2 separate regions of the Homo sapiens genome follow, and region 2 is linked to region 1. The links are chromatin loops, found by intact Hi-C in ENCODE. Cell type or tissue: OCI-LY7. All regions are shown on one strand. Links, peaks and the distances in the headings refer to the core of each region. The heading gives the core; the rest is flanking DNA. Region 1 has its middle 75 kb from the start of SC5D. Region 2 has its middle 34 kb from the start of SORL1.

Region 1 (12,216 bases), core at 2,032-10,031:
TATAGGCTGTTTTACAAAGGTAGAATACAAAGGAACTGAATGTCTCAGGTAAAAGGCAAAGTCTATTTCTCCATCTCTGCTGCACTCATTTATCTTCTTAAGGCTTTCACAGAAAGCACCGTTTTATGAACAGGCAATTCAGTACCCAGAGCTTGACTGGAGACACTAATCAGGATTGAAGTCTTGATGCAGTTCATAAAAACCCATTTAAAAAAAGGCATCAAAAACCACATTTAAAATAAAGCTGTCCATATATAAAGAATGAAGTGTTTAGAAGTTCCCAGCTTGTATCCTAATAAGAGTACTGAAAGGTTTAATATTAGCAGCCTGTGAACACGTAGTGAAGAGAGAGTCTGAGAACCAAGTTAACATCCTTATTCCACTCTAATTCCACCCATGCCATGGGTAAAAACAGTTCTTGCAGTCTAGAGTTTCTCCTCCGATGGTTTAACCATCAGATTTTTACATCTTGGGATTCAACCATCTTGGCAAGCATCTTCTTAATTCTCAACGCTGTGAGTCTGGAGGCTGGATTGTGGGCCCAGCATTCTGACATTAGCTTCAAAACTGCTCGTAGACATTCATCACTGTTCCACCGATTAGACACAATTGGCCGCAAACGTTTGACACACACAACCTCACGCATATCTTCGTATGACGGATCACTCGGTACCATGTTGTAATATGGCAATTGGTACTCTTCCACAATCCCTCCTGTGATACAACGACGAGCCATCTCCCAAATGATTAGGCCGAAGCTGTAGATGTCAGCCATGATGTAGGGCTGGAAGTGGTTTTTGTTCAGGCTTTCGTCCAGCACTTCTGGAGCCATATAGCGTTTGGTGCCCACCCTGGTATTCAAGGGCACATCAACTTCATTTGTGTCACTGTTGAATTTAACAGCAAGGCCCAGGTCAGCAATGCAGCAACTCCCATTTTTCTTGATGAGGATGTTTTTGCTCTTTAGGTCTCGATGAGCAATTGCGGGCTTTCCTTGGGTGCCATAAATTTCTGTGTGCAGGTGGCACAGACCACAGGCAGCTGAATAAGCCGATTTAAGCAGGGCTCTGGTGTCCAGTGTAGCACATTTCAGGAAGTCATAGAGAGATCCATTTTCATGGTAATCAGTAATCAAATAGAGCTGAGTCCAGGAACCTGTACCTTTAATGTCTGCTGCTATGAAACCAAGTATGTTTTCATGGCGCATTAGCACAGTTTGGTAGATTTCTGTTTCTCGAAACCAGCTGGCTTCTTCAGTGGTAAAGAATACTTTCACCGCCACTTTTTCGCCACGCCATTTGCCCATCCATACTTCTCCATATCGGCCTTTACCAACTTGCCGGACCATCTGAATCTGTTTGGCAATAGTTCGCTGAACCAATAAAGGTAGTCCAGACCCACTACCAGAACTTTGTGACTGGTCAATAAGGTCTTTTAGTGATTCTCCAACTGGAATAAATGCTTCATCCGTTCCAAATCACGATTGTAACGACGTCTGCTTGAGATGCTCTTGCAATAATGTCTCCAAGATGTGGCTAGATAAAACTGTACTTCCGATTTTCTCCAAACAGCTTTGATCTATGCTTCCATCTCGTGAATTCCAAGACAGTATTAAACTGATGCATATTTTCATAAGTCCGGACCCCAGGGAACGCATCCTCCAGCCCTCGGCGCGGAGCGGGTGGGCGCGGCGAGCCGCCGGGGCGAAGCGGGGCCCGGATCGGCCTTCGCCCTTGGCGTGCAGCGGCCCCGACCCGGTCGCGCCTCGATCGGGCCGTGCGATCTTCGCCGCGCGCGGACGGACGCGCCGAGCCTAAGCCTTCCTGCCCGCCCTTGGCCCTCCTCCCTCCTCGCTCCTGCCTCCTCCCTTCTTCGCCAAGCCCGGAAGGCGGATTCCAATCTCTGCCCACTTCTCTTAATTAATAAATTCCTTGCATGTTTAATTCCATCTTGGCCTCTGCTTCTTGGAGGACTCAGAAGAGTGCAGGAGCTTTGGAATAGCATCAGTTCTGAGACCTCACTGGTCCTCCAGAAACTTTCAAGAGCTTTCAGACCTGTGGCCTTTGAGGGTCCTGGCCTAGGTTTCCAGGGGCCTTCAGGCTGATAGAGCCTGGGTAAGGCCAGAAGAAATAAGCAGAAACACATATTTAGGGACAAATTTTCATGGTCTACGAAAAAGTCAGAGGTATGAAAGCGTCTGCTTTTCCTTATTTACTCATTACAGTGTGTTAGGAATTATACCTCTTTTACAGGTAAGGAAACCAAGGCTCAGAGAAGTTGAGTAACCTGCTCAAGACCACTCAATTAATAAGTGTCAAGGCCAGGATATTTCCGTTTCAAGACTACTTTCTTTCCATTCTGCTACAATAATCCTTGTTCACTAGGAAGGCAGCATAACATGGTGGGTAAGAGCATGAAGTTTGGAACCTGACTGCCTCAGCCTTGTCATCTTTAAAGTAAGAATAATGGACGAGGCACCAGACAAGGCCAAGGTGGGGGCTACTGGTTCCACATAGTTCAGTGCAGCAAGCATTTATTGAACATTTGCTGTGTGTCTGCTCCTGGGCTGGCCTCTGAGAATATAAAGATAAAAAGACAGACGTAGCCTTTACAGGGCTCATAGGCTAGTGAGGAAAGAGAGACAGCTAGATATACCAACATGATGCAAGCATCAAGAAAAGTAACATACCATGCATGCTCAATACCCTAGCCCTATTAAACCTCTCCTAATTCCCAGTAGGTCACCCCTCATGTTGAGGTCAGTCATCACATGTACTTCTCTTTATGCCCTGAATCTTCTTTCTCTCCATCTTTGTCTGGCTAAACTTTTCGTTAAGTCTCAGCTTAAATGCACTTCCTCTGAGAACGTCCATGATCCTTGAAATTAGGTACCTCTGCTGTCTGCTCTAGGCATTTATACTCAAAGTTCCATGGATGTGGGATTGTTTTATTCAGCATATATTCCCAGACTCTAGCTGACTGCATGTTGAGTGCCATAGGCATAAGAAAGGCTCAGTCAATATGAGTGAATAAATGAAGGAGGAACTAAAAAGAATTAAGGTTCTCTAGAGGGACAGAACTAATAGGAAATATATATATACAGATATATATGAAGGGGAGTTTATTAAGGAGTATTAACTCACATGATCAGAAGGTCCCATAATAGGCTGAGCTAAAGAGCAAGCTGAAAAGCAAGGAAGCCAGTTCGAGTCCCAAAGCTGAAGAACTTGGAGTCTGATGTTCAAGGGCAGGAAGCATCCAGCATAGGAGAAAGATGTAGGCTGGGAGGCTAAGCTAGTCAGTCTTTTCACGTTCTTCTACCTGCTTTTATTCTGGCTGTGCTGGCAGCTGATTAGATTGTGCCCACCCAGATTAAAGGTGGGTCTGCCTTTCCCAGCCCACTGACTCAAATGTTAATCTCCTTTGGCACCACCCTCACAGACACACCCCAAATCAATACTTTGCACCCTTCAATCAAGTTGACATTCAGTGTTAACCATCACACCTGGGGTTGACTCGGGCCACACTGGTATCCCAAGAGATTAAATCTAGTAGGTAGGGGACTGAAGAAAGAAGTTCCAGGAAACACTAAATTTAAGCTGAAAGAGCAATGATATTTAAGTCTATAAGTGATGAGTCCATTGGAACAGCAGCAGTATAGAGGATACAGACCAACTTCGGCGGCAGGGCTCAGCTAAAGGGAACAAGATGTGGCATCAGGAGCCCAGCCATGTCTGTGGAGGTTCAAGACAAGACATCGGTATCAGGGGCAACTAGTCCAAGGATGTAGACTAGGTAGGAACAGTTCACAGGTCTCAACTTAGGTGCCAACCACACCTGGTTGTTAGGAATTGATATACTGAGATAGATAGCGTCTGAGGCAGACATGCCTGCACAGGAAAGGGTCCTGAGATTTAATAGCGATGCTTAGCAGTGAGAACCAGAAGCCAAATAAAGGGAATCTCCAAAGATGTTTGCTATTTCTGCTGGTTGGGAGTTGAGAAGACAAGATCTAGCTCACTCCCTGCCCTGACAATCTCTGAACACAGGGCTGAGCAGATGGTAGCTCAGTTGGGGTTAGTTCTCACCCTCCATCCTTAGGAACAGGATGGGCTGAACATGCTTGCAGTGGGACGGGTCTGGGAAAACAAAGGACTGAAGATGACAGGAGGCCTGGTCGCCAGCCAGAGCTTTTCTCCAAAGATGCTGGCTCTTGCCCCTCACACCCAATCTCACCTCCACTCCGTAAGACACAGGGATGTAATGTCACCTGTCTGCTCCATTGGATGAGGTAGCTGAACTTCAGCTTCCTCATTAGTAAGGTAGAAATAGCAATAACTTGGCCGCTGAACAGTTGTGAAGATCAAATTGGCGTTAAAAATGCTTGGCCCAATGCCTGCCATCCAGTAGGAGCTCTGTAAACGGCAGTTGAAAGGCAGTATCTAGCTGGTTTTAAAAACACCTTCCTTGTCTTTGGAATTGTCAATCCTTTCATTCTGGGTCCCTCTTCCACTTCTTGGTGTACTTCCTCTGCTTATCTGCCATAAGGCCTCTTCTTTCATGTTGCCAAAAGCTCCCTCTTCTCAGTCCCTGACCAGGTCTGCTGTACCCACATCACCCCCTGTCCCCAAATCACCTCCTGCCCTTCTCTCTCTTCAGAATTCTGAACACTTGCTGAATTTGATCTTAAGTGCTAGAACTGTAGGGTTTCACATCAAGTGCATTTTAAAGAGACCACTTGTTAATTGAAACAAATGCCCGTTTAGTGGAATTGCAGGGCTGATGATCTCTGGCAGTAAAATAATATACAGTGCGCCAACAAGGTCGGGCAGAGGAGTGTTCATGACCCTTTTAATTGCACTGAGCAGACTGCACCATGCTTCTCAACCCTGCCCATGCTGCTAAATCATCCTGAGAACTCTTAAGAAAATACAGATTCCTTGGGTCCACCCCAGACTTTCTTACTCAGAATCTCTAGGGATGATGAGGAGGACAAAGACCCAGGTGACAACTTCACTTGCTTTAAAGGTTAAGCGGACGCAGGCTGCACAGCCTGGGATGAGAGCTGCTCTCCTTCCCTACCAAGTGCTGGGGTTGTACCCAGCAACTGGGTACCTCAACTTTGAGAGAATCCTGTCAGTACAAGCCTGGCGTCGTGGAGAACACCTTTCCCTCCTAGCTCGTCCTAGATCTCCAATGCCGCTGCCCTGGTGACGAGGAAACACCTTCTCCACTCCTACCCTCATCAGCACAGACTCCATTGCAGCTTCTGCCCCAACAAAACACATACAGGCAAGTCTTACTGAATGCATTATATATTTAAATAAGTGTTAGCGTCCATTATTTTACTGAATCATCGCAATTAAATGAGGTAATTACTATTATTATCCTCATTTTACAGATAAGAGAGTGAAGCCCAAATTAATTAATATACCTAAAGGCACATAGCTAGTAAGTGGTAGGATGTGAACCTAGGGTGGTTCAAATCCAGATTCCTAATTCTTAACCCCAGTGCTTGGTTGCCTTTACATTCTTAGCCACGCGGCCTCCACAAATTACTGCGTCTTCTTTGTACCAGAGGCAACTGTTATGTTGTGTTTTGGAATTCTCCACATTCTGCCCTCTGAGGGCTGGAGACGGATCAGCAGCTTGTAATCCATCAACAGCTTGGAGACTCTTTCTCTAGCAATAAAATCATAGCTCCCACTCCCTGCAGGAAGCCTTCAAGACACAGCTCTCGGGTTCTGTCTTCCCTGGCTCTTGAAACAAAGCCGTTGAAGTGGCTTCCTCCAGGCTCACAGCCAGGCAGTGGTCCACTTGCTTTCTTAATAGGATGGCTGGGGCCCTAATCCTCCAACACATCAATCAAATGGCAGTCAACTGGAACAGTTCATATAAGTAGACACTTTGTACTGTCCTTCCCTTGGTCTAGCCAAATTTGAACTCCTAAAAAGCTCTGAAAGAGGATGGTGCATATCAACTGTACTCAGAATGGTGCTTCTCAACCCTGGAAGCATTTTCAAGTTAACTGAGAAGCTTTTTCGAAAATATCAATGCCTGGGTCCTACTACCCAAGCCTTGAGACTTAATTAGACTGGAATGGAGCCAAGTACCCAGTGATTCTGAAAGCCCAGCTTTAGGACATTGCTGCGGGTCAGCTGCTACGAATATCTTCTAAACTTTGCAAGATGGTTTTCTGTCCCCCTTGGGAAATTTAAGTGGCCTTTTGCCAATGAGAAGGAGGTAACTGTTCATTTTAAAAGAAGCTACTTTCACTTTCCCTTCCACATGTGAGACAGAGAACCCCTGTGGACTGGTGTCTCATGAGAACAGAAACACTCCAGCTGAAACCAGAATGGTCTGCCTTGGTCGTCATGGCTGAAAGACCTGTACTGAGGGCGTGAAGCAGAACCCCCTTTATTAGCCAGAAGAATGAGTATAGAAATGGTAGGCTCTGGGGGCTGGATTCTGGTAATTGGTCCTATTGGATGGACTATCTTCGGACATTCCAGAAACAGAGCTGTCCCCAAAATCTTTAGAAAAAAAAAATGTTGTCACTCTCCCCTGTAATTCATTCCTTGGTCTCACAATACTTGGAATCCAACAATTTTTTTTTTCCCACACTTAATCCAAATGCATCCTGTTGCAATTAAACTTCAGTTGTCTTGCTTGTCCTTGTTTAAAACAAAGGACAGCTGTTCTCACTTGCACAAAGCTCTTGAGGACTGAGCAGAGGATGGTGATAGAGGTAAATACAGCATTGTCTGACCTTGGTTTTGAGTAAACGCTCAGGTAAAATTTTTCTCTCCCTCCAGTATCCTGAGGAGCTAAACAAAAGGGCATCTGAGTTGAAGGTCCTAGATTTAATTCCTGGAATGAATAATGGAGACTTGGGGTTATTTGTTACTGTTGTTCATCTCCAGTTTCTTCATTTATAAAGTTGAATAAAATTGTATTAAGGAAAAGCCACATCTAATGAAAAAATCATCCTCATTTGCATTCATTTTCACTGCTCCTCCATCCACCTCCCACCACCAATAGCTGCACCTGAATTTCCTGAACCAAAAGGAAGGAAAGATGAAGCCAGTGTGTGAGCTGACTGTTTTCTGTAACCTACAGAAACTAGAACAATGTGAGCAGCACAAGGCTGTTGCATTGAAGGTCTGGGAATTTTTTCCAAGAGACAAGTTTGGATTGTTTGTGGGTTGATGAACTGAACAGAGGTAGTTATCTGAGAATCTTAGGGGACTTACCTCAAGTGTCATGTTTCTGTTGGTTTGTGACTGTGCAGTCTGTGTTAACTGCTTTGCCGTCGTTCCCAGGACTTGGAAGGAAAAAAAAAATCCAACCTGCTTGGTGGCTAATCATTTGAAGAGAAGTCTGCAGTCTGTTAGGCAGAATGTCTCACTTCTTTCCCCCTCTGCCCTATTGCCATGCTATTGAGCTGTGTGTCTCTTTCCAGTTTTCCCCGTTGGGCTAGCTCTGTTTTCAATGTTGTCTTCGGCAAATTACCAAAATAGAATTTATGATTCATTGACCCAAATTATGTTCCCACTGACAATATCTGCAGAAATTCTGTTCAACAATAGCTTGCTGACTTTACAGAAAACACACATCACTCCCTGGAGTTCACCCGCCCCAAGAAGACCAACAAAAAAGCAAATTAAATCTTATCTCCTCGGAAGTCCTTGATGAAGAACATCCTGGTCTTGGCAATTCACTGCATATTTTCAAAAAGCGTTCAGAAAGCAAGATTGTTAGGGTTTTCTGTGAATTGCAGTTTAATCCCGAGGCATATATGAGAGACCACTCTGTATGAACAGCAACCTTTTATTTTCCCCTAAACCACAATGCTGACATTAAGATCCTAGACTTACTCTGTGTTCTGAGCACCTTAAGGCATCACAGGCATTTATCTCAGTGGGTAATTATCAATCGAGGCAAATGACGAGACAAGCGTCAATCATTTTGGGAAGTTTATTTGCCAAAGTTAAGGACTCACACTCTGGAGACAGGTCTATGCCTTTTCTCTGAAGATAATTCTGAGGGCTTCAAATTTAAAGGAGAAAGGGCAGGATATTGAGAAATACACAATTTTCATGTAGGAGGGGGGTGGGGGAAAATAGTCATTCATGCCTTTGTCTTGCTCAGTGAATCTGCATTTTTACATAAAATAACATAGATAATAAGGCAGAGGAAACGATCAGATCTGCCTTTGTGTCAGGTGGGCAGAAAGGATGACTTTGAGTTCCGTCCTATGTGGCCCTGCACCTGTGAAGATAAGCCATCGATTTGCATTGTCCTGGTGAATTTTAACAGAAATGCTTTGGGGTGAAGATCTTGGAGGCCACAAGGAATTTCCCTGTGGGCAAAGTATGAAGGAGGTGTGTAGCTTTTCATCTTGTAGTCATCTTATTTGGGAACCAAAATGGGAGGCAGGTTTTCATGGCCCAGTTCTCAGCTTGATTTTTCCCTTTGGCTTAGTGAGTTTGAGGTCACAAGATTTCTTTTCCTTTCACATCCTCCACCCCCAGCTTTTCTTTAAAATCTTTTGGAGAAAGCATTTTTAGAAGGAAAATGTGTCTCTGATCTCAGGTTGCTTTTCCCTTTTTCTTTATTTTTTGAGCTGGTTCCTCATCACTAGGATGGTTTACTCCTACAAATTCAGGTCCTATGTTGCTAGGAAGGCTCCTTCCTAGGAAGTCATGTCCCGCATTGCTAGGAAGACTCATTCCTGGGAAGTCGTGTCCCATGAGGATAAAAATAGGGGGAGGAAAGATGGAAATGGAAAGAAAAATATAGGGACCTAGGCCAGATATATAGCAACGAAGGGGTAGCAAACCTGGAAGCTGGTTCAGGCTATACTACTGCCTCCTTAATTAGAGCAATTCTTTGAGCAATCATTACTCTAGCTCTTTTGGTTGCATGTTGACTTATTTGCACGCACATACCATAACACCATTGTAAGCAAAAACAGGACAAAACCCAAATTATTCTCATTACAGGCAATAGCTTCTGTCACCAAGTTCCCCAGGACCCAAACCAGCCAACCTATCAATCAATAAGTGAGGGTTTTGGATCTGACAGGTTAGTTATCTGGGTTTTTATATCGGTCATAAGTCGGGTTATGTTATTTGATTTGTCTGGAATATAAACACAACATTCGGTTTTTATAATGGTGCAGGTCCCACCTTGGGCTGCAGTGAGTATGTCTAAGGCCATACAATTTGGCCGCACAGCTTTCCTCATAAGGAACTCATAAGGAACTTTCGTCATAAGACCTCATTTTTTTTTTAGCAAAGAGATACTCATGCAGCTGTCATTTAGGGCCTTTTGGGTGTAACTTGTTAGGGCCTTGTATTAGTCCATTCTCAAACTCCTATAAAGAACTACCTGAGACTGGGTCATTTATGAAGAAAAGAGGTTTAATTGACTCACAGTTCTGCAGGCTGTACAGGAAGCATGGCTGGGGAAGCCTTAGGAAACTTACAATCATGGCAGAAGTGCGAAGGGGAAGCAAGCACCTTCTTCACATGGTATCAGGAGAGAGACAACAAAGAAGAGTAGGGCACTATCCATTTTCGAAACAACCAGATCTCATGAGAGCTCATTCACTATCACGAGAATAGCAAAGGGGAAAACCTCCCCCATGATTCATTCACCTCCCACGTGGCCCCTCCTCCAACACGTGGAGATTACAATTCAACATGAGATTTGGGTTGGGACACACAGTCAAACCGTATTAGGCCTCTATATACCATATAACATCTTCAATACCTATTTGTGGTACAAAGATTGAAGCTAAGTGATCATACCATTGGAATACCGAATGTGTCCAGCAGGATTGTAAATGAAAAAGATTTGCTGGTTTTGGTAGGGTCTGAATTATTCATCCTTGTGTGCAAGTATAACCACCTAGTGAACTTCATCATAACATCCTGGAGGTAACCACAGCCATGTTAGTGCCACATAACCCTTATGTCCCATTTGGAGGTAGCCAATAAATACCTGGTTGCCGTACCCAATTGGTGGCATGCCAGTCTGTGTCTTGTCATATAATAATGTGGTCACAATGTTCTCCAGGTATCCACCCCATATCTCTTCTACTGTTTGGCCATTGGTCGTTGGTGTGTTTTCCTTGTTCCCAACATAAAGGAGCATTTCGGCTAAGCTGACCTAATGAAGGGGTGAGCCACAGAGTCCCATCCCAAATTTTCATTATCCCATTTTGAAAATGAGCCATTGTTTGGGGCATAGTTGTCACCTTCTCTTTTAGCTGGGGAGATGCTAAAGTGAGAGTTAGTGAGCTGATCCTTTCCATTAAAAAACATTTCCCCTGTCTCTTGCTCTTAATAGTGTTTTTAATGGGTCAGTTACTTATATTGTCTTTTGTTATGCCAGCACTAAGGATACCAGACTGTTTCTGTGATGTAATACATTTTTGATATTTTATCCAGTTCTGCCATTGGAAGACAGATATCCGCCATGGCAGGCTGGAGCCCCTGGAAAGAGGCATGAGTCCGCATATCCAGCAGGCCTCCTTTTGTAATCTGTATGCATAATCCTGAGCCCATTGCAGAAACAGGTTTGTTTCATGGGTGACAGTGGGTGGCAGTGGCAAGAAGGCGTAGTGACATAGGAGAAATAAAAGCAAGGTTGTGAAATTGATTTTAGCTACTAAAAGGACATTAAGTCAGACAAGGCAAGTGCCTTGTTCTGTGTAAGACAGCAGTTGCCAGTATCTCTAGGACAATAGTCATAATAGCTATTATAAAATAAGCACAGGTGTTCTTTTGTATACAGGCCTGGCCCTGTGTCTTGGGTTTAAGCAGTCCACAACAGCTGTCATCTGCTTCTAGTCCTGAGTCAAAGTTCAATGTTTAGTGAGTCGAAGGCAAAGATCCTTGGCGGGAGTCACTGTCCACTCAGGAGGTTGTGCCTTTTTTAAGATGAGAGATGTGAATCCATGAGTCTATACCCTCTAATTTTGTGCTACATGGATTGGCCAATAGTACCTGGTATGGCCATTCCACTGGGGTTGAAGGGAGTCCTTCATTAAATGTCTTTTCCAGTAGACAAAGTCTCCAGGCTGCAGCATATACCTGGAACCCTATCTTCAGGCTGTGTGCTGTGAAAGGAATTCTTTACTGAATCTTGTTTTTTTTTTTTTTTTCTTAAAAAAAAGATGATAAATGAAGCACAAAAACTGCAGGAACCCTACAGTGTCCTCCTTCTCCACATCTTCCAGATGAGAGGCTGCCACCAGGGTTACTAGGGAACCCATAGTAAGTAGGGTCTTGGGAGTTAGACCCCCTACTACCTTCTGTTGAGTGAGTGGCAGACAAGGAAGTGGGGGGATGGTGGACTGGAACATGCAGGAGAAGGAGGGAACAGATCTGGTTCAGGAAGTTCAGAGAGGTCAGGGTAGAGGGGGAGGTGGGGGATCTCCAAGAGGAAAGGAAGGGATTTAGAGGATTCCTTTAAAAGAGATAAAACATTAGAGAGTCTTTGGTTAGCACTTCTGAGTTGTTTGTTGGCCTCCTGTGAGGAGGTGAGGTGATCTTCCCCGCCTTTGCTACTCTCCAGGTACCACTGAAAGTAGCTCTCCCATCCTGGTTGTTTTTGTGCCTGTGTTTTCCATCCTAGTTCACAGGTATGCTAATTTGTGCATCTCAAAAGATCCCCATCTAGGCCATGGTAACTTGGAGTCTGCTTTGGTTATAAGGGTCCACTTGGTTAAACATTTGCATGACAACTCGCCATAAGTATTTTGCAGGTACCCGGCTGGAGTTTCTAAAGGTGGAGCTTTATGTTGCACAGCTGCTGGGTTTTAGCCAACCTAGAGGTCTTGTTCCCCATAATTTACTTTCTTTTTCAGATTTACCAAGTCAGGAAGTGTCAGACCCAGGGTGTTCTGCTTGCAGACCTAGCTTTTCAGGGCTGTTACTCCCTGAACCAATTCGATCCACCTGTGTCATGGCTGTGTGGCACAGTGTGTCGGGGCTCAAGGTGCGGGAGGGGTCAGCTCCGTATATGCACCTGCCAGCTGAGATTAGGCTCGAAGTGTGTTCTTCTGAGGGGGTAACCTACTCAGAGCCGCTGCACGTCTTAGGGAGCGTTCCCCCGAGACCCTCTCATATGATTCTCAGTTGCCTGAAAATGCCCTGAAAGGCTGAGGGGAGCATGGTGCTCTTATTTCTTTGGAGTGGAAAATTC
Region 2 (12,216 bases), core at 1,469-9,468, 51 kb after region 1:
GAATAAAGACAAATGGGGATAATGGGGATAAAATGTCTGTTTAAAAAGTGCAGGCAGCTTGGCGTGGTGGCCCACGCCTGTAATCCCAGCATTTTGGGAGGCTGAGGCAGGTGGATCACTTGAAGTCAGGAGTTTGAGACCAGTCTGACCAACAGGGTGAAACCCTCTCTTTAGTAAAACTACAAAAATTAGCCAGGCGTGGTGGTGTGCACCTGTAATCCCAGCTACTTGGGAGTCTGAGGCAGGAGAATCACTTGAAACTGGGAGGCAGAGTTTGCAGTGAGCCGAGATCTCACCACTGTACTCCAGCCTAGGTGACAGAGTGAGACCCTATCTCAAAAAAGAAAAAAAAAGTGCAGGCAAATCTCCTTATTTGGCAGGCCTCTTTGAAACAGATTGTGATAATGAGTCAAAGCCACAATCATCCCAGAATCCCCCCCAGTTCTGGAGGATTCAGAGATATTTAGTAATTCTGCATTTATGTGTTTTTTTCTATTACTTACTCATAGAATCACAACTTTTTTTAATATATAGATGATCAGCAAAGCTTTTAATTGATTTATTGATTGAAGTATCTTCTATTATAGCCAAAAGAGAGTTTTGAAATCATCTAGACAAGGAGCCTCAAATGAGTTGTTTTAAACTGGTCCAGTTGATACAGGGTGTTGTCATGAGACAGGGTAGGGATGGAGCTTGGCTTCAGCTCACCCCTACTACGGCATTCTTTCTTGCATTCCACCGTACTAGTCAGTGTTCTCCACAGGGGCAGAACCAATAGGATACATGTGTATATATATAAGGCAGAGTTTATTAGGGAGAATTGGCTCACACAATTACAATCATGAAAACCCATGATAGGTCGTTTGTGAGCTGGGGAAGAGAGAAGCTGGTAGTGGCTCAGTCTGAGTCTGAAAGCCTCAAAAACCAGGAAGCCAACAATGCAGCCTTCAGTCTGTGGCCAAAGGCCAAGAGACCCCGGAAAGCCACGGGCGCAAGTCCCAGAGTCCAAAGGCTGAAGAACCTGGAGTCTGATGTCCAAGGGCAGGAGGAGCGGAAGGTGGCATCCAGCATGGGAGAAAGAAGGAAGCCAGAAGATTCAGCAAGCAAAGTTATCCCACCTTCCTTTTTTTTCTTTAACTTTTTCATTTTTATTTTTATTGTTTTTTTGAGACAGGGTCTTGCTCTGTCACCCAGGCTGGAGTGCAGTGGCACGATCTCAGTGCAGTGGCATGATCCCAGCTCACTGCAACCTCCACTTCCCACGTTCAAGTGATCCTCCTGCCTCAGCCTCCCAAGTAGCTGGGACTACAGGTGTGCACCACCATGCCCGGCTAATTTTTGTATTTTTAGTAGAGATGGGGTTTCACCATGTTGGCTAGGCTGGTCTCAAACTCCTGACCTCACGCCTGTAATTCCAGCACTTTGGGAGGCCGAGGTGGGCAGATCAGGAGGTCAGGAGTTTGAGACCAGCCTGGCCAATATGGTGAACCCACCTCTACTGAAAACACAAAAATTAGCCATGGATGGTGGCACACTCCTGTAGTCCCAGCTATTCAAGAGGGTGAGGCAGGAGAATTGCTTGAACCTGGGAGGCAGAGGTTGCAGTGAGCCGAGATCGTTCCACTGCACTCCAGCCTGGGTGACAGAGTGAGACTCCATCTCAAGGCAAAATAATAATAATAATAATAATAATAATAATAATAATAATAATAATAATAATAATAATCCCTAACAGCTTTTTTTCAGAGAGCCAGCTGGAGAATCCTTTTGCCTCTGCTATCTCCCTTTGGCTGTCTCTCTTGTGCTCTAGCACAAGCCCCAAAATAGAATCCTTGTCCAGGAAACCTGCTTGGCCTTATGTTAATTTTCATTACATGGGGAGCCACAGCCTCTTGGCCTGTAACATATTCAGGATGGCTTCATAAAGGAACAACTAGTGCAGTTGCCTGGGGCCCCACACTTACAAGGACCCATGCTTGGTTCAATGTTCTACTATTGCAGTCTTGAAATTCTTATTATTTTGAACAAGGGGCCCTGCAAATTATATAATCAGTTCTGTGTACATCTCCTCATGTTCAGCCTTCCTTCCCTCCATGTACCTCTCCTGCAGTAAGACAATTCCAATGTCTGGAGGCAGCTGGAAAGCATTGCATGTGGAACACTGGAGGTTGCATCTTCTCACCCGTCCATCTTTGCGGATTACTTCTCAATTTCTACTAGGAAAGCCTGGAGACTTCTGAGATAGTCCAAGTTCCCCATTTTACACATAAGAATACCAAGATCCAGAGATGCAAGTTCCTCCAGCTACCACTTAAATTATTTAGGTATCCTTTTCCAGGTATCTTACATTGCTATTATACCAAATAAAAATTATAACAGGCAACACTGAAAGAGAATGAGGTCAGAGAAATTAATGATCATGGCAGGATATGGGATCTGGACCTGTTTCTATATAAGACAGAGGCTGGTTCGAACCGTAGGCAGAATTCCTGAGCTCTCTCACCAGCAACATTTTCACCTTCATCTCCATCTCAACATCGCAGACTTTGAAGAACTAAAAGGATCTTTGAGGTTACATTCCTAGCCCAGGAGTCCTTAAAAAGATAACATCTAAGTCCTGGGATTCTTAATTTTTGAGTGGAGGCCTGTTTCATTTTTGGGACACCTTGGTTATTAGAAAGTATATTCTCTTTATAAAGAACAGAAGTCAGCCTCTCCATAAATTCCAACTACAGCAATCAATGGCCCTACAGGATGACAAACAATAACTCTCTCCACCTAAAAGCTTTTCGGATAATTGCAACTAGCTTTATATCTACCACCCCTTCCTCTAGGCTGTTTTGTTCTTTTTCCTAGTTGAACACCCAGTTCTCTACAATGTCCCACAGTGATGGAGTTTCTAAACACCTTCCTATTCTTATCTCTCATCTGTGGTGATCCTCAGAGCCACTAAAAATCATTAGGTTATAAAATGAAAAGAAAACAAAGCAAAAGTATCATGACAGTTTAAAAATGTGCTAAGTAAAAAAATCAGTAATTATAATCCCAGCACTTTGAGAGGCTGAGGCAGGAGGATTGCTTGAGCCCAGGAGTTTGAGACTAGCCTGGGAAATATGGGGAGAATAAGTGAGTACCACCTTAAAAATTTCGTAATTTTAAAAAAATTAGCTGGATGTGATGGCACACACCTGTGGTCCTAGCTACTCAGGAGTCTGAGGCAAGAGGATAGCTTGAGCCCGGGAGGTCAAGGCTGCAGTGAACTGAGATCGCACCACTGCACTCCAGCCTGGGCAACAGAGAAAGACCCTGACTCAAAAAAAATAGTCAGTAATAAAGTTCCAGGACTGGAAAGACTGTGACCAGGATTGTAGGGAAAGGTAAGTATGTAAGTCAAGGCTTTCTGTTGCAAGTGATAAAACCCATTTGGGACTTTCTTAAACAAATAACAGAATATTTTCATCCCAGAGCAAAAAGCCCTCTCCCCCTTCAGTTCCAGCTGGAAAAGGGCTCTGATTAGTCAAATTGGGTCACTGCCAATTCCTGGGTGGGGAAGTCATAGTTGGGTAAGAAGAGGAAAGAATCACCCAGATCACACGGACAGAGGAGGGAGCAGAGTATCACCAGGAGAGAGGTGAAGGTGTGGACATAGGCAAACAAACATAAAGGTGCCCTGCAGAGAGTGAGCCACAAAGTCAAAGACAAACACTAAATATTTTATTCAGTTATTGCACATTTATTTCTTTAGATGGGGTCTTGCTATGTTGCCCAAGCTGGTCTCAAACTCCTTGCCTCAAGCAATCCTCCCACTTCAGCTTCCCAAAGTGCTGGGATTATAGGCATGAGCCACTGTGCCTGGCCTTCTAGGGATTATTATTTAAAAAAAAAAAAAAAAAAGGAAGGTGTAGAGAGCACTCTAATATTCTAAGAATAGAGTTGTTAAGACAGCAGCAATGCTAGAAAAAAATTTTAATTGGCTAATGAGTAATATATATACTTTTTTTTTCTTTTTTGAGATGGAGTCTTGGTCTGTTGCCCAGGATGGAGTGCCAAGGCATGATCTTGGCTCACTGCAACCTCCGCCTCCTGGGTTCAAGCAATTCTCATGCCTCCCAAGTAGCTGGAATTACAGGCGTGTGCCACTACACCTGGCTAATTTTTGTATTTTTAGTAGAGACAGGGTTTCACCATATCGGCCAGGCTGGTCTCGAACTCCTGACCTCAGGTGATCCACCCGCCTTGGCCTCCCAAAGTTCTGGGATTACAGGGATGAGCCACCACGCCTGGCCTGATAGTTTTTTTTAAGGGAGATAAACAAGTAATGAAGAAACAAGAAAATGTTGAGTGCATTGATTTTTTAATTGATATCTAGTAAGAATGCAATTTAATATTTTGTGATGGGAAATAATTATAATTATTTAAATACATTTTAAAATGTTATAAAATCTGTGCTAATAGTGACTTGATATCTATTTGAAAAAGTGCTTTGAAAATTAAAACAGAATCAACTTATGATTACATGACAGTGGAAAACTATTGAGGCATTGAACACCTGGATGAAGGGTTCTCCTGTGCTGGGGGCTGTGGTCCTACTGCCTGGGCGGCCATTCTAAGGAAGAGGCACACAAGAGCTCATGCTGTGGGTGGACACGCTGGCTACATTTCTCATACACTGTTTTCTTGAGCACTGGGGAAACCCAGAGGAGGACACTTCATTTGTCCAATTAAAGATGGGATTTCATTGAGTGCTGCCTCAGAGCCCACAGACCACAGGCCCAGATGCATTCACAGCTGCCCAGAGCCAACAAGGTGGCTAGAATGTCAGCAAGAGGGGACACCGGGTGGTTCTAGTTTCCTTGTGGTTGGAGTCTGTTGAGTTAACAGCCCAAATCTGACCACACAGGCTTGGAACAGTGTGCAAGGGAGCAACCGAGAGGAAGTTAGCCAATGTTGGATCCGGGCCAGTCAACTTCTAAGAAAACGTGCCAGCAAGGGGCAGGGCCCTTGCCGAGAAGAGCTGGGCTCCTCTGGCTGTTTCTCATGGAGGCATAATTCAGTGGTGAAACCAATGCTCCCACAGGCCCCACACAAATGCTTCCTGCCCCTCCAAGCCTACAGAGCAATTGCTTTGCCTGAGGCCTCTCAAGTTGAAGGAAGATCAATAAGGCTGTCTGATAGATAATTGTGACTTGGAGCTCTTTGGATAGCTTGTCATGTTCTCTCGGAGGGCTTTGGCTTTGTTTATACAAAATGGGAAAAGGCTGTTAAACATTGAAACTTTTGATATTTTACTTTCCAAGAGGAACCACTATGGGCATTTAAAAACTCAGTCAGCAAATATTTATCAAGCAGCTTCTATCTGCAAAATACTGTGCTAAACTGTTGCAGATTCACAAGCGTGCTGTAATTAAGTTGTACACATGAGATTAACTATTTACAAACAATACACCTATGTTTATATATCAAATGAGTATTGTCATCTTTAGAACAATTATTTCAGGAGATAATACTCTTTTTTTTTTTTTTTTTTCTGAGATGGAGTCTTACTCTATTGCCCAGGCTGGAGTGCAGTGGTGCAATTTCAGCTCACTGCAACCCCTCCTCCCGGGTTCAAGTGATTCTCCTAGCTGGGATTACAGGCACACACCACCACGCCTGGTTAATTTTCGTATTTTTAGTAGAGACGGAATTTCACCCTGTTGGTCAAGCTTGTCTCGAACTCCTGACCTTGTGATTCTCCCACCTCGGCTTCCCAAAGTGCTGGGATTACAGGCGTGAGCCACCACACCCGGCCTTCAGGAGATAATATTCTTAATCCAATGGTGTTATCTGCGTAGAAAGTATTTTTAGAACATCTTTTCTTTGGGCATCACCTCAGAGCCTATGGTTCATTCTTTTGAATATGTTCAATGTTGCGAAGCCACTGAGAGTAGAGGCAAGATAAAATTGAGGAATATATTTTCTGATTTTAAAAAAATAAGTCCACACAAAAACATATGTGAATATTCAGAGTAGTTTTATTCATAATAACCCTGAACTGGAAACAACTCCAATGTCCATGCCTATGCAAAATGTGATAATATCCATACAATGGAATATTATTCAGCCCTAAAAAGAAATGAGGTACTCATACATGCTACTGAGGTAGATGGACTTGTTTTCCAATCAGACCCTTCTGATCAAAACAGGATGTAGCAGAGGAACTGGCGGAAACCAGCAGATGGTGACGAAAGCAACCTCTAGTTGCCCTCACTGCTCCTTAGCATAAAGACACTCCCACTAGTGCCAAGACAGTTTACAAATGCCATGGTAACGAGTGGGAAGTTGCCTTACATGGTTCCAGGAACTTCCCCGCCCCTTTTCGAGAAAATTCTGAATAATCCCATAATTAGCACTTAGTTAAGAGTAGGCAAAAATATAGCTGGCCAGCAATCTGTGACAGCTGTGGCAGCTGTTGCTCCTGCTTGGGACTGCAGCTGCTGCTGCTGCTCTAGGCTGCTCTGTTTATGGGACAGCACTGCTCTGCCTATGGAGTGGCCACCTTGCTGTACACTGCTGCTCTGGGCCACTCTGTCTACGGGTTAGCCCTGCTCTGCCTACGGGTTAGCCCTGCTCTGCCTATGGGTTAGCCCTGCTCTATGGAGCAGCCATTGTGATGTACACTGTTGCTCTAATAAACTTGCTTTCTTTCACTGTCAGCTGATTCTTGAATTCTTTTCTGAGTGAAACCAAGAACCCACCAAGCTAAGCTCCAGTTTTGGGGTGCATCTGCATCACTACAACATGGATGAACCTTGAAAACATTATGCTAAGCAAAATAAGCCAGTCGCAAAAGATCATATATGATAGGATTCCATTTATACGAGGTATCCAGAAAAGGCAAATCTATGCAGACAGAAAGTAGACTAGTGGTTGCCCGGGGCTAGGGATGGGAATAGGCGATGGAGGTGTTCTAAAATTGGATTGTGGTGAGGGTTGCATACTTGTGACTTTACTAAAAATCATCTAATCGTACACTTAAAGTGAGTGCATTTTATTATATGTAAATTATACCTCAATAAAGCTTTTTTGAAAAATGAAATGTGGCTAGACATGGCTCACTCGTGTAATTCCAGCATTTTGGGAGGCCAAGGCGGGCAGATCACTTGAGGTCAGGAGTTTGAGATCAACTTGGCCAACATAGTGAAACCCAGTCTCTACTAAAAATACAAAAATTAGCCAGGCATGGTGGCTCATGCCTGTAATCCCAGCTACTTGGGAGAATGAGGCAGGTGAATCGCTTGAACCCAGGAGGCGGAGGTTGCAGTGAGCCCACATCGCGCCACTGCACTCCAGCCTGGGCAATAAAGCAAGACTCTATCTCAAAAAAAAAAAGGAATATGATGATTATAAAGTATAAAAAATTGATTTTGGGGTGACATATGAACCAATTCTAAAGGCAAATGGAAAGGGTTAGAAAATTCTTCCCTCTCAGAGTTCTAAAAATCAGTTGAGCAATAGCAGCATCCTGAGAATGAATGTGCATCGCCTCCCAGGGTGACTGACAGCCAAGTCTCATTTACACACAGTCTGATGGGCACTACTCCAGTAGCGCAGTAACTATTCCAGAGCTATTGCCTTTCCCGAAGCTTACAGTCCACTGGGGAGATAAGAAATATAAAGATATTGACATCTGTCGATAAACAAAGTAAAATAAGTCAGCTCTGGTCAAATTGGCTTTTAAAACACTTTTTGCTCCTTTTACAGTGTGAGTTGATGGCACAGTAAGAGATAGTGGGGCTTTCCTTTTCATAGTCAGTTTGCAAAATCCCTACATAAAGGATTTTAAAAGATCAGTTATGAGGAGAGAAAATCCCCAGATGAGGGACATACTGTTTTTCCTCCCTCCCAAATTCCTCACTCCCTGAAATACCGCTGTGGTAATGGGAACCTTCCACTTGAGTCCTTTCGCCCCAGGTCCAAGAGAAATAACACCATGATTGATATTGCATTTTCAAAGTCACTGATACATAAAAATAACTTCCTAGCTATTGTCTAAATGAATGACTGCATTTTAGATTTCAGCTGACACAGGTCTGAAATCCCTCTCTTTGGTTTCAGTCCCCATTTCTCTGTAGAGCTGACGTTGGCAGCTTGAGGTTTTTCTTTAGTGGTGCACCAGTGACATCTCTCTCTTGCTACCTCTGTTTCTTGTCTTGGATTTTCTTCTCTAAAATCCAGAATGATTTTCCTCTTGCACTCTGCAGGATAAACCCATGCAATGTGGCTATGACATCAAACTCCATGCCAGGATGTGGAAGTGGGATTAGGAACATACAGGTGAAGCTTTGTATGATTTTGAAAGGTTTAGCACAGCAGGAAACTGGCCTTGTTACTCAGATAAATGCTAGTGACCTATCAAATGCAGGATTAAGTTTTTAAAATTTGCTCCCAAAGGCAATATGGAAAAATGGAGGGACTCAGGCTGTGGTTATAGTTCTCCTGAGGAATGGACAGATGTGTGCAGATATGTGCTGCAAAACCAGATTGCCTTTCCATGCCATTGAGAGGCCTCTTAAGGAATGTCTGATGAATATTAAGAGAGAACTCAATAAATGTGCATTGTGAAAAAGAGTTACTTAACACATTATAGCCATCTGAAGCCTAATATTGAATTAAAACGCCAAGTTACCAGTCACTAAAGAGGGGAGTCCAGAGTACAACAGTTGGAAAACTAAGCCAAAGACTTAGGAAGGTGCTACTGAATGTTCTCACTGTTATTGTGATCAGTGGCTGAGCACCTGGCAATTCCAGGGTAGGCCAGTAGGTCTGCAAAGAGGGGAGCCTTGGTGCTTAGTTTCTAAAACTTACCTGGGAAGCAATTGTGAATTAATCAGTCATTATAATCCATGAGCATACAATATTTCATGGCATTGTGGTGAACTGTTTTGTGATTGTATCAGCTTTGGGATGTAAATATTTAAAGAACACCAACTGTATCCACTTCATCTCAATTGCCAGTATTTAGTGTAGATTCTACAAAGATGCGTACACAAAATTACCTGATTTTGCTGACTTTATACAGGTCAGTAAGCTCAACTGAAAAGTTAGAAAAAACACAACCTCTTACTTCAATAAAATAAATTACGGTAGCCAACAGTGCTTCACAGATTTGTCATATGAGTTAGCAGTAAAAAATATCTCTCCCTGATGACTAAGCCATGGACTCAAATCCCCCTGTCGGTCACCTCTTTTCTAATTATCATTAAGCATGACTTAGCTGGATGAACCACGGCTCAGGAGGAAGCATTAAAGCTCAGACATTGACCATGACAACTAGGGTGGAAATGTCTCTAAAATTGGGCAGTGGCCTGAATATATTGTAGGTCTTCTTTGAGAATTATCAGAGGCAAGAGGAATTGAAGCAGCACCTAAAAGGAAATGAAGGGTTAGCCTGCAGCCTACTAAGGATGGTAGCAAGGAAAAATGACACTCAAGAAGAGCAAATAGTTCTACCAACAACCAGCCAATATCAATTTTCCAGGTCTCAGAGGCTCAGAGAAACATGGACCAAGACTGTATGAGCAAAGAAACCATATCTTAGGCGTGGCAAAGAGAAAATTAGGCAAAGATCAAAGGGAAGGAAGAGATTTTTGACTCAGAGAGAGGGAAAGGGGAGAGAGAAGTTTTGGTGGGTGTCTTATCTGTCTGTATATGTCCATGGTACCTAGCATATTGCTATAAATGTAGTCAAGGGTCAATACATGCTGTTTGGTTGAATGGAATGGATAAGATTTTTGGTAGTTGAGAAACTTTGAAAGAATGATGGATGCTTTCCCATTTTTCCTAAATTGTGTCCCTGATAGCAGAATTTGCCACCTGCAGATATTATATCTCAAGCTGCTTAGGGGTGAAATGGCTTACGTAAGAGATACTTGATATTTTTTGGCTTAGGCAGTTTTTATTAATATGTACATACACTTATGTCATTATTCTTGATCTTTTTTTTTTTCAAACAAAGTAGTGTGTGGGTTACATGCTATTAATCTTGATTTAAGAAGTCATTATTTTCCAATAATAAGTTTTTTTAACGGTGCTAAAATATACATAATATAAAGTTTACCATCTTAACCCCTTTTAAGTGTAGAGTTCAGCAGTGTTAAGTATATTCACATTGTGCAGTCTCCAAAATGTTTTCATCTTGCAAAACTGAAACTATACCCGTTAAACAACAACTCTATTCCTTCTGCCTCCAGCCTCTGGCAACCACCATACTACTTTCTGTCTCTATGGACTTAGTTACATTTGATACCTCATATAAGTGAAATCATATAGTATTTGTTCTTTCTGTGACTGGCTTATTTCACTTAGCATAATGTCGTCAAGATTCATTCATGTTGCAGCATGTGACAGGATTTCCTTTCTTTTTTTAGAGACAGGGTCTTGCTCGGTTGCTCAGGCTGGGTGCAGTGGCATGATCATAGGTCACTTCAGTTTCCAAATCTTGTGCTCAAGCAATGCTCCTGCCTCAGCTTCCTGAGTAGCTATGGCTACAAGCACGTGCCACCATGCCTGACTAATTTTTTAAAATTTTATAGAGACAGGGACTCACTATGTTGCCCAGGCTGGTCTCGAACTCTTGGCTTCAAGCAATCTGCCTGCCTCGACCTTCCAAAGTGTTGGGATTACAGGCATGAGCCACCATGCCTGACCAGATTTCCTTTCTTTTCAAGGCTGAATAATATTTCTCCGTTTGTATATAGCACATTTTGTTCATCCATTCTTCCATCCATGGACAGCTGAGTGGCTTCCACCTATTAGCTATTTTGAATAATGCTACTATGAACATGGGTGTACTAATCTCTCTTCAAGGCTATGCTTTCAATTCTTTTGGAATATATACTCGGAGGTGGGATTGCTGGATTATATGGTAATCTTATTTTTTAATTTTTTGAAGAACCTCCATATCGTTTTCCATAACTGCTGCACCATTTTACATTCCCATCAAGATTGCACAAAGGTTCCAATTTTTCCACATCCTCACCAACACTTATTTTCTATTTTTCTTGACAGTAGACATCCTAATAGTGTGAGATATTGATCTATTTCTTATGCTTCACTGCAAACTAGCCAAGGTTGAAACTCTCTTCATTTAATAGGAACAAGGAATGCAAATGGGACTCGTTAGTGGGTCCTCAATAAAGGTAGAAACATTCCAGTGGCTCCCCATCTCACCCACAGTCAAATCCAAATTTCTTATAATGACCTTCTAAGGCCCTATAAGACCTGGCCCCCACTACCTCTCTGGCCTCACCTCCCACTGTGCACCCCTCCATCACTCCACTCTACCCACACAGGCCTCCCTGCTGCTCCAGGAACAAAACAAGCAGGGCCTTTGCACTCATAGTTCCTTTGCCTAGGATGCCCCCAGATATGCAGGTGGTTTACTTCCTCACCTCCTTCAGCTTTCCAATCAAATGTCACCTTATCAGAGAGGCTTTGACTAACCACCATATATACAACAGCAAACCACCTCCTACACATTCACACACACTGTCTCTTAATTCTTTACTCCTCACATCGCTTTATTCATAGCACTTATCACACATGACAAGTCTGGCACATGATTGGTATCCAACATATATCTGTTGAATGAATGAATCAATGAATCAATCAACCAATCAGTCAAAGATAAAGCACACATTCCCTTTTGTTCTCAATCTTGCTTTTCTCTCAGTTCATCCCCAGAATTCCCCCTGGATAGAAGAAATTGGCCACTGAAAGACATACAAACCTGTTCTGCAAAAAGTTACACACCCCTGCCCCTGATGGTTCTTCTCCTGAGAACCTTCATCTGAGTCAATGGCACGATGATCTGGAAGCATGGAGTCAACTCTTATCTCTCCCCCTGATGCCCTACTCTCAGTGCATCAGCAAGTCCTACAGTGTCAACCTCCAGAACATACATGACGGTCCCCTTCTCCAGACTATTCTCTCAGCCACTATTCCCTCTCATTTAGTCTCTTAACTGGTGTCCTCTCTTCTATTCTTGACCCATTCCTACCCAATTTGCACACAGTTACCAGAGAGGGATTTTAATATTTGTCCCCTCCAAATCTCATGTTGAGATGTAATCCCCAATGTTGGAGGTGGGGCCTGACGGTAGGTGTTCGGGTCATGGGAGCAGATCCCTCATGGTTTGGTGCTGTCCTCACTATAGTGAGTGAGTGCTTGTGAGAT

The links. Peaks named below come from ENCODE experiments on the same cell type or tissue, not always from the same donor. Only the 100,000 strongest peaks of a DNase experiment are listed, where the experiment ranks them.
Region 2: a loop joins it to region 1, with 2.6 times the contacts of the local background. A loop is called at or near these places in 10 of 110 quality-filtered maps.

What each region holds. Positions count from the first base shown.
Region 1 is chr11:121,361,396-121,373,611 of GRCh38, forward strand. It overlaps the pseudogene BMPR1AP2. Among named protein-coding and RNA genes, the nearest start is that of SC5D, 75 kb to the left of the region's middle. RefSeq lists enhancers at 6,061-6,160, 6,201-6,300, 10,669-10,728, 11,226-12,003. In OCI-LY7, for the core only: a CTCF peak has its summit at 5,759; DNase peaks (open chromatin) are centred at 5,866, 6,226, 6,727 and 8,236; H3K4me3 peaks cover 4,291 bases; H3K27ac peaks cover 6,003 bases.
Region 2 is chr11:121,412,484-121,424,699 of GRCh38, forward strand. No RefSeq gene overlaps it. Among named protein-coding and RNA genes, the nearest start is that of SORL1, 34 kb to the right of the region's middle. In OCI-LY7, for the core only: CTCF peaks have their summits at 8,802 and 9,001; DNase peaks (open chromatin) are centred at 4,928, 6,318, 8,109 and 8,778; H3K4me3 peaks cover 965 bases; H3K27ac peaks cover 5,000 bases.